Regions from separate parts of the Homo sapiens genome. Here all the other regions are linked to region 2. Evidence: chromatin loops called from intact Hi-C (ENCODE). Cell type or tissue: heart right ventricle. All regions are shown on one strand. Region 1 overlaps MAML2 (mastermind like transcriptional coactivator 2). Region 2 overlaps MTMR2 (myotubularin related protein 2). Region 3 has its middle 37 kb from the start of JRKL.

Region 1 (5,000 bases), 210 kb after region 2:
AACAACAACAAAAACTAAATGGATGATAGAATGTCTGGTTGAATAATTCAACTATAACAAAATATTTTTTGGGCAGGCAATTATTCTGCATGAAGCACTGCACTAAGCAATAATGGTGCCACAGAGGTGACTATGGGGCAGTGTTTTCTTTCTAGGAACTTTCAGTTGAAAGGATTAGAAAAACACACAGTAACTATCCTACTAAGAAGAAAATAAGAATGCCTTCCAACAGAGGCATTCAAAGAAAGGGTTCCCTAAGTGCTGGTGGTAACTCTGGTAGTAACTTCCATAATGGACTTAAAATAAGTAGATGAAGGTAATCATCTATGTCAATCAGGTGAGTAATGGCCCAGGGCCTATGGCCCATGGAGACAAAGGCAGGTGTGGAGTACACAAAGCCAGAGGGAAATCCTGGAAATCACACCTTGTATGAAGGTTACAAGCTAAGGTAGGAATCCAAGACTGTGTTGCTAACCAAGGGACTGGATAAACAATGGGAACCAAGCTGTGGAACAAGAACAGGGCCCGAAAATTCTTGGGTCTCAGAAGTGCTGGGGTATCTGGCTGGGCAAGAGGGAGGCGTGCCTGGAAGGGTTTTGGTGGTGGACTCTAGGTGCCAGCAGCAGTTTTTCACATGGTTGCATGGATGCCTTAAGTATTTTGTAGAATATAGGACAGAACACACACAACCTATTTGTCATGACATGTAGGGTGGTGGTAAAGGTTCTCTGCTCCCAGTTTTTCCCTTCCCTGCCTACTGCACAAATTCAACCATTCTTTGGGTATAAAATTCCCCCCATTCTCTCCCTTCCTCTCCTTTCATATGGTTATTGAGTATATATTATGTCCCAGGCATTGTGCTAGGCTTAAGAATTCCTATTAAAACACAAATACCCTAGGAGAAACCTTAATCTTGGCATAGAGGGAGTGCTCAATAATTATATTTGGAATGAATGCATGAGGCCATGATCAGCTAACATCTTAGAAAGGATTGTGACTGCAAGCCAGGAAAGAGCAACCATGCAGGTAGCTGGGATGATATACAAGCATTAGCTGCTGAAGTGAATCAAGAGAAAAAGAGGTCCATTGGCAAGTTTTTCTGACTGTACAATTTTGTTCAGAGATGAATCTGTCTCACCTATTTGGAAATGAAAGTTGTTGACGAAAAACTAAGTCATTCAACTCCTTGAAGATGAGGTATTTTTGTCTTCATCCATTGTAATGAAAGGGCTCTTGTTCCAGATAAAAGTATCAGGATGACTTTCGTGAATCAGGATATGCCTGCACTTAGTGTGAGTCTCTTGATCATGCACACTCTTAGGACAGGACCACTGCAGATACACTCATGGAGGTTTTGCCTACACAAGAGCACTTGGTTGAAAAAGCAAGTTAAGACTGAAATATATCCATCCTGCACTTCACCAAGCCTTGCACCCAGGGTGGGTGGGTGGAGATGGGGGTGGTGGTGGTGGATAGGCCCTAAGGAAGAGCAGCCTTTTTCTAATTTGCTCAAAGGTTTTCCTGTATCTGGTGATTTAGGTCATATGGATGTCCCTGGTCACCCGTACTGAGCAAAGTCATTTTTGTTCATCAAGTTCTATATTAACTGTTGGAGCTAGAACAAAAAGCCATTCTTTATCTGCTGTGAGAGAGTATGGTGCCTGCATATTACGGAATCAGAAAAGAACTGAGGCTAAGAAGACCTGGGTGAACCCTAGTCCTGCCACTTCCTTTTTGTGTGGCAGAGGGGAGTTCACCTCTCAGCCTCAGTTTCCTCATCTGTGAGATTAATGTTACAGATTTGGGAATGTCTGAGATCTCCCCAAACCTCAGATGTCTATGATTCTCTCCTAATGCCATCAAAGATTAAGTCCTTTACCCCTTCAATAGTCCTTTCTTGCCATTCAAAACCAGTTTCAACAAAACAAAACAACAATCAGAAAGAAAAATTGGTGTGTATAGAAAGTAACGTTTGGGCTGAACCAAAATTCTTTGGTTCAATTTAATTCTTAATTTAAGAACAGGTCACAGAGAAAACAATTCACCAAATAAAAGGAATATTTTGTCACTCAGATAACTGAGTTAAACAGAGAATACCCTCCAAGTGGATGAAACTTCCTTGTAGAGCCTAGAAGATAAATCGAGACAAACTGGTGACCTCAGGAAACATTTGATTGCCAAAGTGATGTAATAATGGGATTTTTTTTCCCTCGTAACCTTTTGCTGCCCCTCTTTATTTTTCTCCCAGTCAGCACACTTCTGTTTTTTTTTTTTTTTTCCCCCATTCCTGTTATTGTTTTTGGTTTTGCCCTTGGCCTTCTGTTTTGTTAGGTCTTATTTCTGAACGAAAGGCTGCTAACCCACAGAATTTACTTTTGAAAGAAGTGAACGATTTCTTTCTCCTTCTCCTTCACTTGCCTCCTGCCATGCCAGCAGGCAGCGCTGCTTGGTAAGAGAAACTGGCAGGAGTATGCGTCTGAGTTGGGGGAGGAGGAGAGAGGGGAGCAGGCAGGGGGCAGGAGGGAGGATTCTGACCAGCGCAGGTGAGGTAGAAGCAGAGCTAATGAGAAGCATATGCCGCCAACCATTTTAAAGGCAGGCTCGAGCCAAGAGACGTGATGAATTGCAAGAATGTGTTGTGTTCATAGCCGGGGAGCTGGCAGAAATAGCCCAGCTAAAGGACTAGGATGGAAGGGTTTTTTTTGTTGTTGGTTTTTTTTTTCTTTTAAGAACTCAGGCTTAAAAATACATTTCTCTTTGTCAGCAAAATGTTCTAGTTTCAAAACTATGAATGGTAGACTACCTCTGTCAGACTAATGCTTTTCTTTTTACCTCAGATACTGTAAGATACGAGTTACCTTCAAATTAAAGGTAATACCTATACCAAATAGACTTAGATGATAGCAGCTCTGAGCAACTTGGGACATTCTGAATACACAGGACAATTCTAGCCCCTGGATTTGAACAGGTGAACTCTGCTTACATCAGAAGGCCCTGAGGAGGACAGGTAGAAACAGAGCAAAGGCCCAGGAAGATTTTTTCCTTCCTTTCCTTCTCTTTCCACCCTCTCTCCTTCTCTCTCTCCCTTCCTTCCTCCCCAAATTATTTGTAAAGTATCTTCTAAGTGTCAGAGTCTGTTTAGGAAAAGATATGGTGGAGAAATGGAATCTAGGTATCACCTCCAAAACCTGTGCCCTCCAGATCACCCAGGAAGTTGACAGAGGCTTTCCTTCAGAGGCCTACACTAAAGCTCTCTCAAAATGTTTAGTTGGCAGAATCATAGTCCCTACTTTCCAACAATAAGTTTGTTAGAATTGACTCTTGAGTAAGAGCTTAGCCCAAGACTAGATCAGGACCTTACAATGAGAAGACTGTATTTTTAAGTTGAGGCTATCAATAAATAGACAGAAACAAAATTTTGCCTTTGGTACCTTCTATCTTCTTTTTACATGTCTAAGTTTGCTTGTGTTGTTCCTGGCCACTCAGTTTCCAACTGACAGGAGTATAGTGTCCACATAGATGTTGTTTACTCCTGCTTCCCCTAGTGCCTGGCATAGGGCTGGCACTTAATAGCTAATTAAATAGTTGTTCAATGAATAAATGAGTGCTTTCCCTTCAAATGCCCCTATTCTAAATTTCCTTTCACTTTCTTGTTGCTCAACTAACTCACCTCCCAACCCAAACTCCAAGCAGTTTTATCTCAAATCCTTGTTCTGTCATTTTATAATAAAAAACCTTGGGCAAATTACTGAATTCTCTAAGCTTCAGTATCCTCTTCTTTAAGTGGGGTTAATAAAATTTACTTTACAGGTATGCTTTGAGGATTCATTGGAAATTTATATACAGAAAACTTAAATAAAATGCCTTGTCCATCTCTTGGCATGTAGTAAGCATCCAAAAGAGACTGATTACCTCTTTCTTCTTTTCACCCCTTCTGATAATCTCCATCAAGTATTAGAAAAAAAATGTAGTTAAAACTAGGCTTGTTGGCCGGGCGCGGTGGCTCATGCCTGTAATCCCAGCACGTTGAAAGGCCGAGGCAGGTAGATCACGAAGTCACGAGCTCGAGACCAGCCTGGCCAAGATGGTGAAACCCTGTCTCTACTAAAAATACAAAAATTAGCTGGGCATGGTGGTGGTGGGCACCTGTAATCCCAGCTACTCGGGAGTCTGAGGCAGGAGAATCGTTTGAACCCAGGAGGCGGAGGTTGCAGTGAGCCAAGATCATGCCACTGCACTCCAGCCTGGGCGACAGGCAAGACTCTGCCTCAAAAAAAAAAAAAAAAAAAAAAAAGAAAAAAGAGAGAGAGAAAGAAAAAACAACAAAAAACAAGTCTTGTTAAGTTATGAATGAGGAATGAGTCTAATCCTTCTAGACTACAGTAGAAAATATGGAGGTGGTAGGTGGGGTAGTTTGAGAAGCCAAGACGTTTTAGGGTTCATACCCACTCTGTGCTATCTCCATCCTCCATGCTCTGTTTGGACAGCCAGTACCCACTCTAGTTACCTCAGCACTTCAGATCAGGTGTCATAAAAAGGTGCACCACTTTTAAAAGGTTGCTGACACCCCCATACACTGCAGTTAACATTATTCTAACTTAATTTAATAGGTGAGCAAGTTAATGGAAAACAATGAAATCTGGATCAAGAAATAAGAATTTATAAGAATCAAAATGTAGTATAAAATTACATGATCAAAGAAAACAAAGTAAATCCATAAATGTTCATTCCCAATGTTTATTTGATGTCCCAAATAAATAAAGTTTAGGAGGATGAAATCATGCCAATAAAATCCACTCTGAATTTTTTTATACAACTAATTTTTTGCACTGTAATTTAGGCAGAAAGAAAATGATTTTAAATTAAAATTTTTAACACATATAGGTAATTAAATTTATGTGGCTATTTTCTAAGAAAATGTCTTAAGAGGAGTTCAAGGAAATAAAGTATAAAATTTCATTAAATTTACCTTCATTGGAAGAATATATGATGAAATAGAT
Region 2 (5,000 bases):
AGTAGAAAGCTTAATTTTTAATTACTGATTTGCTAGCCACTTAAATGCCCTGTTAAAAAGCTTATATTTCACACAATTACCAAAGAAATCATTTTGGTACCAATTTTGCTAAATTGGATATACTAATAGAAACTTCCTCACTGCAAGACCAAGAGGGAGGCTAAGGTTCAGACTCTCTGTATAGTGAATTAGTGAGTGGAAAAACACTGTATATTTTAATTGTTTGATTTGGGTGTTGGTTAAGGAAAAATGGGTACAAACTGAACATTTTCATCTGGGGTGCATATTCCTCCAATAATTTCCAAATATTTCTGGGGAAAAAAAAGAAATGGCAACTTTGGACAAGAACAAAGTTTAAAAGTCAGTTGGAATTTCTTTTAATTAAAAGACCAAGGGGACAAGAAGCTCCTTTGTTACAGTACATTACATATGGCTCTTATGTAGAATAAAATAGACATCAGAGTCAAATGTTTCTACCAGCACCAAACTCTTACTTGTAGCAGGTGAACAGTGAAGCAAGATTTCTTTTACTGGCTTTGAGATTGTAATACATCTTTTACATGCAGTGTGTTCTTTGGTAGACTTAATCGTTGAGTGAAATTACAGAATTTGCAAAGGAAAAAAATGTAAAATTTGAGCACAGTACTTCTCACTATAAGCTATTTATACAGAATTCAGAAAAAATGTCAATCCTAGTAAGATTTTTAAATACTTCTTAAAAACTTGCTAATTAGCTTCTGTGTGTTCAGACACACAAGACAAGTGAAATACACTGTAGTAAATAATTAGTTTTTAAAATATCTTTCATGATGTTTCTGGTAATTGGGCTAATCTGAAGGGCATGGAATTCTTTGAACTCCTGTATGGCTACTTTCTCCCCTTCATTTTCCCCCAAGCACATCTATAAGGCCTCCCATTTTGGATCAACTTGCTAATATGTCTTAAGTATGTAAATAATGACGGCAATAATTTTCAACTACTACCACACCGTAGTATCTTCAACACTTTGCCTTTTACTATATGAAGAATATGGAAGTTGAAAAGTGATCAAGGTAAATCAGTTACTGAAAAAAAGAAAAACCTAGAATGGAGAAAGGGATATCAAATGATTTTGATCTGTCATGACATCAAGGCCCAATATATGTGATGCCACAGAATTTCAGTGTTGGTTTGAAAACTGATGTTCCTCTGCACAGTGAGCACAGAGTGTATTTCTAAAATGGTTTTAATATTACCAGATGCCAAAAATTTGTAACAGCATTTGCCTTTTAATAGAAACTTGTTCCCACTGTGAATCCAGGATTGAAGTATTTTAATATTCTTTGGATACTTAAAAGATTAGTATCATAATCATGTAATTACATATGGAGTTACTTCACTTAAGCCACCTGCACTGCTACAGTTCTAAACTCATCCTAGAGAGATTTAAAATAAATAAAGTGACTGAACTTTCTCTCATAGATGGGTTCTAAATTCCGAAGACTTTCTACTCATAGAGCTGCCAGTGTAATCAAGAGTGTATAGCAATGATGCCCCTGATCTTACAGTCCTTTATACAACAGTTTGGACAGGAGTGACACACTGTGCAGGAGAGCTGGCTCTCTCTGAGGATGAGGTTGATCGGTTAGAAATCTCTCTCTGTAGTTCCTCTACTTTTTTCTGAAGCTCTGCTCGTTTAGCAAGAAGTTCTTTGTATCTGTTGTGAATAGGTTCCTGCAAGAGCAAAACATAAAATATTCAACTAGGCAATCCTGACCAAAGCCAGGTCAAATCATTCCCTAAATGTTGCAGTGTATGTTTTTTCAGCTGTTGGAACCAATGGCACCTTTCCAACCCATCAGTGAAATTAAATACCGGGACTGTGGACACCACTAATCTTTTCACTGGCTTTCCCAGTGCCCCTGAGTATTTCCAAAGAATAACCTGCTGTGTAGGTGCTCCTGAAACTGGTACTTTTCCAAATACAACAAATAATTAACAAGACAATTAAAAGACAGTAGTCAGAAGATTCCCTGTTATTTATAGGTTTTTAGTCTTAAACAGTTCTAAGTAGTTAATATTCCATAAACATATTCACAGTAGACCAGAATTTTGTTCAGCTTTTAACTTTCCTAAAGCTACTTTCTTCAGCTTATTAAAACAAGACCCCCTAGAGGTTATCCAGACAGAGGAGGGAAGATGCAAGAAAAGAGAGCAGTGATTTGTCCAATGTCATACAAGCAGTCCTAAGAACCAGGTATACTGATTACCCTGCCCCAGTGTAGTATTTTTCTACTATACGATTGTTAACTATCAATGGGTAAGGAGTAAAGTTTTAAATATGCACAGATAATCTTTCCAGCTGCTTTTAAGGAGACAAAGTTGCACTGCATGAATGAAAACTCCCATTGTATATTGTAAGGCACATACCTGTGGTTTCATCCGTGGATTCCACCTTATGTAATATCCCACCCAGAGCTCTAGGTGGCGCATGCTGGCTACTGGATAAAGGACATGATTGGAATAGCTCCCATAGAGAGGATTAGTGAAGTCTTCCAGCTGGCTGTTTATGTAAGACCACAGTGACACAGTCCTTTTAGGAAGATTCTGTAGGCAGGAAAAATAGGTAAAGATTCTCCACCACATAAGCCATTTACACTTTAGATGAAATTTGTGAAGAAGTACTTTGTTGTCATTAAAATCTCTTTAGAGGAAGTGGACTTGGAGACTTCAGTGATAAACCAACTTATATTAAGATCAGAGGGTACTGGAAAACAGTATGCAGTTCCTCAAAGAGATACCATATGACCCAACAATTCCACTCTTGTACATATCCAGCAAACAGAAGACATGTCTGTACAAAAACTTTTTTATAGATGTTCAAAGCAGCATTATTCATTAACAGCCAAGAAGTGGGAACAACCTAAAAGTCCATCAACTGACGAATGGATAAGTAAAATATATCCACACAATGGAATATTATTCAGCCATAAAAAGAAATGATATAAAATGTATGAACCTTGAAAGCATATTAAAGGAAAGGAGCTAGACACAAGGTTTACATATTAAATGATTCCATTTATATGAAATGTCCAGAAGAGGCAAATCTAGAGACAAAAACATTAGTGTTTGGCAGGGGTGAATGGGGAGTGACTATTAACAGGTTTTCTGAGGTGATGAAATGTTCTGAAATGAAAATGTGATGGCTGTACAACTCAGATATACTAAAAACCAGTCAACTATACACTATCAAAGTGAATTTCATGGTATGCATATTATTATCAATTTAAAAAGTTTTTTTAAAAATAATCAATGATTCCTACCCCAAGGCTCTCAAAAAATAAAACTCTTCGAAACTTAGCTATGCTATTTCTAATGAACATTCCTTAAGTTGTTGAGTGCCTGCTATGCATAGAAATACTTACTGCATGCTAGACACTGAAGACATAAGGTGAATTTAAAAATTTAATACCTGCCTTTAAGGAAGTCTAGGAAATACTACATAGCAGTTCTTGTGGTATTTTGTATTGCTTATTTAATAATCTTCATAATTTTACAAAAGCAGACATTAACTTCCCCAAGCGAACTGTTACAGTAAGTGATAGATCCAGGATTTGAACCCAGCAACTGGGCTTCAGTGCAAGTACTTATTCCTACTGTGCTTTATAAAATAAAACATAAATACTTTGTAACCACATTTTTTAGAATAAAAGTTGATGCAGAGGGAGATACCAATCAAGATGATTAAGATGTTGATACATAGGATAGACAAGTTTTGATAAAGAAGTAAAACTTGAAATGTAATCCTTACACCATTTCTTCTTAATACCAACCCCACTTAACAGTGATACCTTTGGGGAAAAGGGATAACGAAAAACTTTAACTTTCTACATACTATCTTTTCCGTATTTGAATTTTTTTATGGTATTACTTTACAACTTAAAAAACTCAAAAACTTAACCTAAAATGTCTCAATAAGTAGGATATACTTGGGAATTTGAGCTGCCTATTCACTCGAATATACATTTTCTGCTAATTAAATTTTTCTGCACCTGCTGTAAAGGATTTCCATTCTACATGGAAAAATTGGTACACTGGTGCTCCTTAGATTTCACGTACTTCAGTTCTCTTTAGCAGAAACCACTTCCCACTCATGAACTCAGCAGACAGCTAGCTAGCACCTTCAGCCTTGTGACAAAGATACTTCAGAATATATCAGGTCCAGATATATGGAAGGAAGCCCTCAATATTATAGCATGTAAGATAAAGTATGACCCAAAAGAATGACTTCAGTTGAAATCTGTCACAGAGTACATTCTTTTAGGGAAAAGTATACAGTAGAGATAGTATGGGGAAGGTCATGTTTCATATTTTACCTCTTTTCCTCTCTGTTGTTCACTATTACAGAGGAATGTTCCGAATAAGCAGCTGTATAGGTGGTCCAAAATGGTAATGAGAAAATACTCATTGAATTCAAATGCGGTAGGAAACTGCAAATCAAACATCACAAACACATAAATTAAGACATTCTTCAAGCATATTCATCCCTGTCATGGGTAGATCCTTTTGAGGTAGTATTTAAAATGAAGTTAAACATTCAAATCTACATTATTCCAAGCCATTATGGCATTATTCGTATGGTTTTCTTTTCAAAAATCATGTTATCACTTTTCTGATCATGATGTTTCTGTATCTGCTATATCTGCTAACCCTAAATTTGCAGGCTGAATTTTGACTTAGGCAATTCTGGCAACTCTAGGCATTCTCTGCCCAAAATGACCACAAACAACATTAAGATTCTTTAAATTTTCAAGAACATAGTTGTTTTTCTTTTTTAAGGATTACACACAAAATGCCAATAATGTCTCCAGAAAATGTCAGCAATACACAAAAGTAAACATCTAAGGCAGATAATTTACAAGTCAACCAACCTATTAAATATTTAGATGGTGCAAAAATAATTGCGGCTTTTGCCATTGAAATGGCAATTACTTTTGCACCGACGTAAACTTTTCAGGGAA
Region 3 (5,000 bases), 590 kb after region 2:
TTGACAAATACATAATGTCATGCATCTATCATTAGAGTATCATACACAATGGTTTCACTTGCTTAAAAATCCTTTTCACACCATCTCTTCATCATTCCCTACGTCCCTTTCTTTCTCCCCCTTGAGTCTCTGGTTTTAAGAGTTATTGTTATATTTTGGATAACAGTCCTTTATTAGATATGTGTTTTGCAAATATTTTCTCCCAGTCTGTGTCTTCTTGTTTCCTTTTATTAACAGTGTCTTTTGCAGAGTAAAAGTACTTATTTATTTATTTATTTATTGAGACAGAGTCTAGCTCTGTCACCCAGGCTGGAGTGCAGTGGTGCCATCTTTGATCACTTCAGCCTCCACCTCCTGGGTTCAAGTGATTCTTGTGTCTCAGAGTCCTGAGTAGCTGGGACTACAGGCATGTGGCACCATGCCTGGCTAATTTTTATATTTTTAGTACAGATGGTGTTTCACCATATTGGTCAGGCTGGTCTTGAGCTCCTGACCTCAAGTGATCTGCCTGCCTTGGCTTCCCAAAGTGCTGAGATTACAGGCATGAGCCACTACACCCGACAGAAGCTTTTAATTTTAATGAAGTCCAACTTACTACTTTTTTCTTTCATGAGTCATACGTTTGGTATTTTATCTAAAAAGTCATCACCAAACCCAGGGTGACTTAGATTTTCTACAATGTTGTTGTTTTTTTTTTTTTTCTAGAGGTTGTATTGCTTTAATTTTACAATTAAGCTTATGAAACCATTTGAGTTAATTTTTATGAAGGGTGTAAAGTCTGTGTCTAGCTTCTTTTTTTTTTTTTGCATGTAGATGTTCCATTGTTCCAGCATCATTTGTTGAAAATATTCTTCTTTCTCAATTGAATTGCCTTTGTTCCTTTGTCAAAGATCAGTTGAGTATACTTGTGTGGGTCTATTTCTGAGCTCTCTATTCATTGATCTATCTGTTTATTCTTTTTCCACCACCACATTGTTCTGATCATTATAGCTTTATAGTAAATCTCCAAGTCATGTGGTGTCAGTTCTCTGACTTCATTCTTCCACTTCAGCATTGCACTAACTAATCTGGCTCTATTGCCTTTTCATGTAAACTTTAGAATCTCTTAATAATCAATTCTCAAAATAACTTGCTGGGATTTTGGTTGAGATTTTCTTGACACTTTAGATCAAGCTGGGAAGAACTGATATCTTGAAAATATTGAGTCTTCCTATCCATGAGCATGGAATAACTCCATTTATTTAAATCTTCTTTCATCAGAGTTTTGTAGTTTTGCTATTACAGATTTGTATATATTTTGTTAGGTTTATGCCTAAGTATTTCTTCTCTCACTCTTCAGTGTTAATGTAAATGTTGTTGCGTTTCTAGATTCAAATTTCAGTTGTTCATTGCTGGTATAGGAAAGTAATTGACTTTTGTATATTAACCTTGTATCCTGAAACCTTCTATAATCACTTATTAGTTCCTGTAGTTTTTTTGTGTGTTGATTCTTTGGAATTTTCTACCTAAACATTCATGTCATCCATGGGCAAAGACAGTTTTATTTATTCTACTCAATCTTATGCCTTTTATTTCTTTATCTTGTCCTGTTTTATCAGCTAGGATTTTCAGTGTAATGTTGAATAGGAGTGAAAGAACATAGTTACTTTTTTAAAAGAAAATATTTTATGAATTTGATAGTAGAATTAGGCAATTTAATCCCATGTTAAATAAGAATATAAAATTTTGATTAGTAGGGTAGCCAAGCTTCTTATAAAATAATAAATTGCTGAGAAAACCAATTTAAATTCCCCTGGAAACAGCGATTTCTGACTGACGTAATGGATCAAAAGGAGATTTTCTTTTAAGTCAGTGTCCAGGGAGTATGTAAAACAATTGAATAAGGAACCCCTCTTATATTAAATACAAAGCACCCAGAGGAATAAAAAAATCAATAAACATACACACATACATGCAAGACACACCAGGGAGCATATAAAACATATAAAATATTCTCATTTCCTAATTCAATTTGATAATAACAACTAATTTTAAAAATCAGACCTTTAGTGACTATTATGGAGAGACATAGTGGGTGAAAGGAAAGAAATTTTTTAGCATCATTATAGACTACCAGATACCTTTGCTGTATTAAGATTTTTTTAAATGGAAAAACAGAAGAGATAAGGAAGAATAGAAACAAAGGATGACACAGTCACATGTTCACAAGACAAAGAAACGCAAACACACATACTCACTTCATACTGGAGTTGCAAATGTGAACTAGCACAGCTAAAAGGGAGAGACAATTACAGGGACTCACAAAATTACTATGTAGGAGGCTTTCATGTGGATGAAGAGACAGGATAACAAGCACCTGCGGAATAAAACACACACACACACGCACACACACACACACGCCCACCATGAAGCTCCGTTCAAAATTCAAATGCATATAATCTGCAGAAAAACAAAGATACACTCATTTTAAAGCGTGTATCCCTGACACATTTTAAAGTGGATATCCCTGTTTCCATTTTGTTTTATAGATGGTTTGATTCTAACTTCATTTGGAAACATAGATGATCTGAAATCTTAATTTTTGAGAAAGAAAACCCAAATTTAGTCTTCAGGAGAGTTTTAAATATCTTGAAACAAAACAGGGGTTGGGATGCGGGAGCAGGGCAATGGGGACATTTAAGATGGAGTAACATCCCCATCTTGTGGTATATCAGAATATTGACTCTTCTTTTTAACACTATTTTGATTTAACATAGTTTTGGGTAAAAACATATCTAACTTGATTATGGGAACACGAGAGAGTAGTGACACAGGAAATTGAATCTGCAATTTCTCAACCCATTAAATTGTTCATCAATGCTGAACTAATACAAGAGTTACATTAATAAGCGGCAGGTTTAATTACTTAGCAGATGGCTGTTCAGTGTTCACCTTAATGTTATCAGACTCAGCAAAAACAAAGAGATGACCCGCATTTGTATCTATCTGTTCTACAATATATTGTCTAGAGGTTTCATTTTTTATTTTATTTTATTATTATTATTTTTGAGACTGAGTCTCGCTCTGTCGCCCAGGCTGGAGTGCAGTGGCGCGATCTGGACTCACTGCAAGCTCCACCTCCTGGGTTCAGGTCATTCTCCTGCCTCAGCCTCCCGAGTAGCTGGGAAGCGCCTGCCGCCACGCCCGGCTAATTTTTTGTATTTTTAGTAGAGATGGGGTTTCACTGTGTTAGCCAGGATGGTCTCGATCTCCTGACCTCGTGATCTGCCCACCTCGGCCTCCGAAAGTGTTGGGATTACAGGCGTGAGCCACCGCGCCCGGCCGAGGTTTCATTTTTAAAAAATGACAAACATTCTTGTTACTTTCTTGCACTTTTTTTTTCTTTCTTTTTCTTTTTCTTTTTCTTCTCTTTTCTTTTCTTTTCTTTTTTTTTTTTTTTGAGACGGAGTTCGCTCTGTTGCCCAGACTGGAGGGCAGTGGCACAATCTCGGCTCACTGCAACCTCTGCCTCCTGGGTTCAAGCGATTCTCCTGCCTCAGCTTCCCAAGTAGCTAGGATTACAGGTGCCCACCACCACGCTCAGCTAACTTTTTGTATTTTTAGTAGAGATGGGGTTTCACCATATTGGTCAGGCTGGTCTCGAACTCCTGACCTCAAATGATCCACCTGCCTAGGCCTCCCAAAGTGCTGGGATTACAGGCGTGAGCCACCACGCCTGACTATTGTCTTGCACTTTCTAATATAACAAAAAGTGAAGACTACTGCCACCACCAAAAACAATGCTTGCTTTGCTATAATCCTTTTCCTCAGACTGAGACACTTTGGCCTATTTAAAATGTGGGTAATGGCTCTAAAAATGCTTGTTTAGGATGCAGATGTATTCTCTATTTTGTCTTCTTTGACATTTTTATGTGGTTTTGGTTCTTTAGCATATGAAGTTTTATTTTTAATCAATCCATGATTTGTCCCTAAGTTGTTCTGATGGGAATATGAGAATACATAAAGGGAATATGAGATACAGCTCCTAGTGACAACATACTTATAGTCTAGTTGAAGACATAGACATGCCTACAAGAATTATAATTTAAAAACAAAACAGTGCGCAAGTTATTTTGATGTGCCACATCAAATTTTGTAGTTCTTTCCATCTTCTGCTTTAGTCACTCAATTCACTTGATAACTCCTTGAGGAGGCATCAACTGGGCATTTACTATTTTCATGATATTGTACTAGGAGCCATGAAGAATAACGAATAAAAGGTGCAGGGAAATATTAAAGCCTTTATAATCTAGTTTGGGTGACTAACCACAAAAATTTTTGGTGCCTACACCTATGTATAATATATTGACATAAATGGAAAGTGTGGGAGTTTTGGGTCTTAAGTGATAGGTCTCTCATTCACATGTTAAACTTATTTTTAAATATAAAGATAAAGAAAATTTAGAAATGACGGAATAAAAATCTGTAACACTGCTTCATTACCAAGTATTTACTATTTTGATGTACAATTGATTTTCCCCCTCATCTCAGGGTTTAGAGTTCTTAAGAACCACTGTGTAGGAGACTATAGCTGAAGCACATAGACCATATTTAGAAATTAGGACAGGATTACCAAGATCTTAACTCTTTTTAAAATTTAGTTAGAAAATATTTAGGAATAACTCTCATGAAAAGGTTCAAGTCTTTCTTGAAGAGAACTACAAAATAAGTAGAGGAACATAAAAGAATCTTGATTAAGTGGATGTTCTTGGGTGTGAAATATTAATATTGTAAAGAAGTAAATTCTCCTCAGATTACTACACAAATAGAATGCAATTCCCATTGGAATCCCAACTTTGCAACGTGGCTCTAAAGTTAATTTTAATAATTAAATTTTAGAGAAGAGCTAAACCTTTTTTTCTGAGGAAAATGAAGAAAGAAGATGAGTAAAGACAAACACAATTAAAATTAAAATCACCTGGTATTGGCAGAGGAAGAGAAAGACAGTTCAATGAGATTAG

What was found. Peaks named below come from ENCODE experiments on the same cell type or tissue, not always from the same donor. Only the 100,000 strongest peaks of a DNase experiment are listed, where the experiment ranks them.
Region 1: it touches region 2 in a loop (2.4-fold over the local background); 26 of 110 quality-filtered maps call a loop at or near these places.
Region 3: it touches region 2 in a loop (6-fold over the local background); 51 of 110 quality-filtered maps call a loop at or near these places.

Annotation. Positions count from the first base shown.
Region 1 is chr11:96,043,641-96,048,640 of GRCh38, forward strand. All of the region lies in intron 2 of MAML2 (mastermind like transcriptional coactivator 2), which reads right to left. Among named protein-coding and RNA genes, the nearest start is that of MTMR2, 120 kb to the left of the region's middle. In heart right ventricle, a CTCF peak has its summit at 2,432; a DNase peak (open chromatin) is centred at 2,604; H3K4me3 peaks cover 555 bases; H3K27ac peaks cover 1,645 bases.
Region 2 is chr11:95,833,739-95,838,738 of GRCh38, forward strand. It overlaps MTMR2 (myotubularin related protein 2), which reads right to left. Exons shown (of 15, transcript NM_016156.6): 13 at 4,356-4,469; 14 at 2,410-2,586; 15 at 1-1,713. The coding sequence ends at 1,552. Among named protein-coding and RNA genes, the nearest start is that of CEP57, 46 kb to the left of the region's middle. In heart right ventricle, a CTCF peak has its summit at 2,472; a DNase peak (open chromatin) is centred at 2,473; H3K27ac peaks cover 680 bases.
Region 3 is chr11:96,424,285-96,429,284 of GRCh38, forward strand. No RefSeq gene overlaps it. Among named protein-coding and RNA genes, the nearest start is that of JRKL, 37 kb to the left of the region's middle. RefSeq lists a silencer at 3,329-3,541. In heart right ventricle, a CTCF peak has its summit at 2,694; no DNase peak of the experiment used is centred here; H3K27me3 peaks cover 720 bases.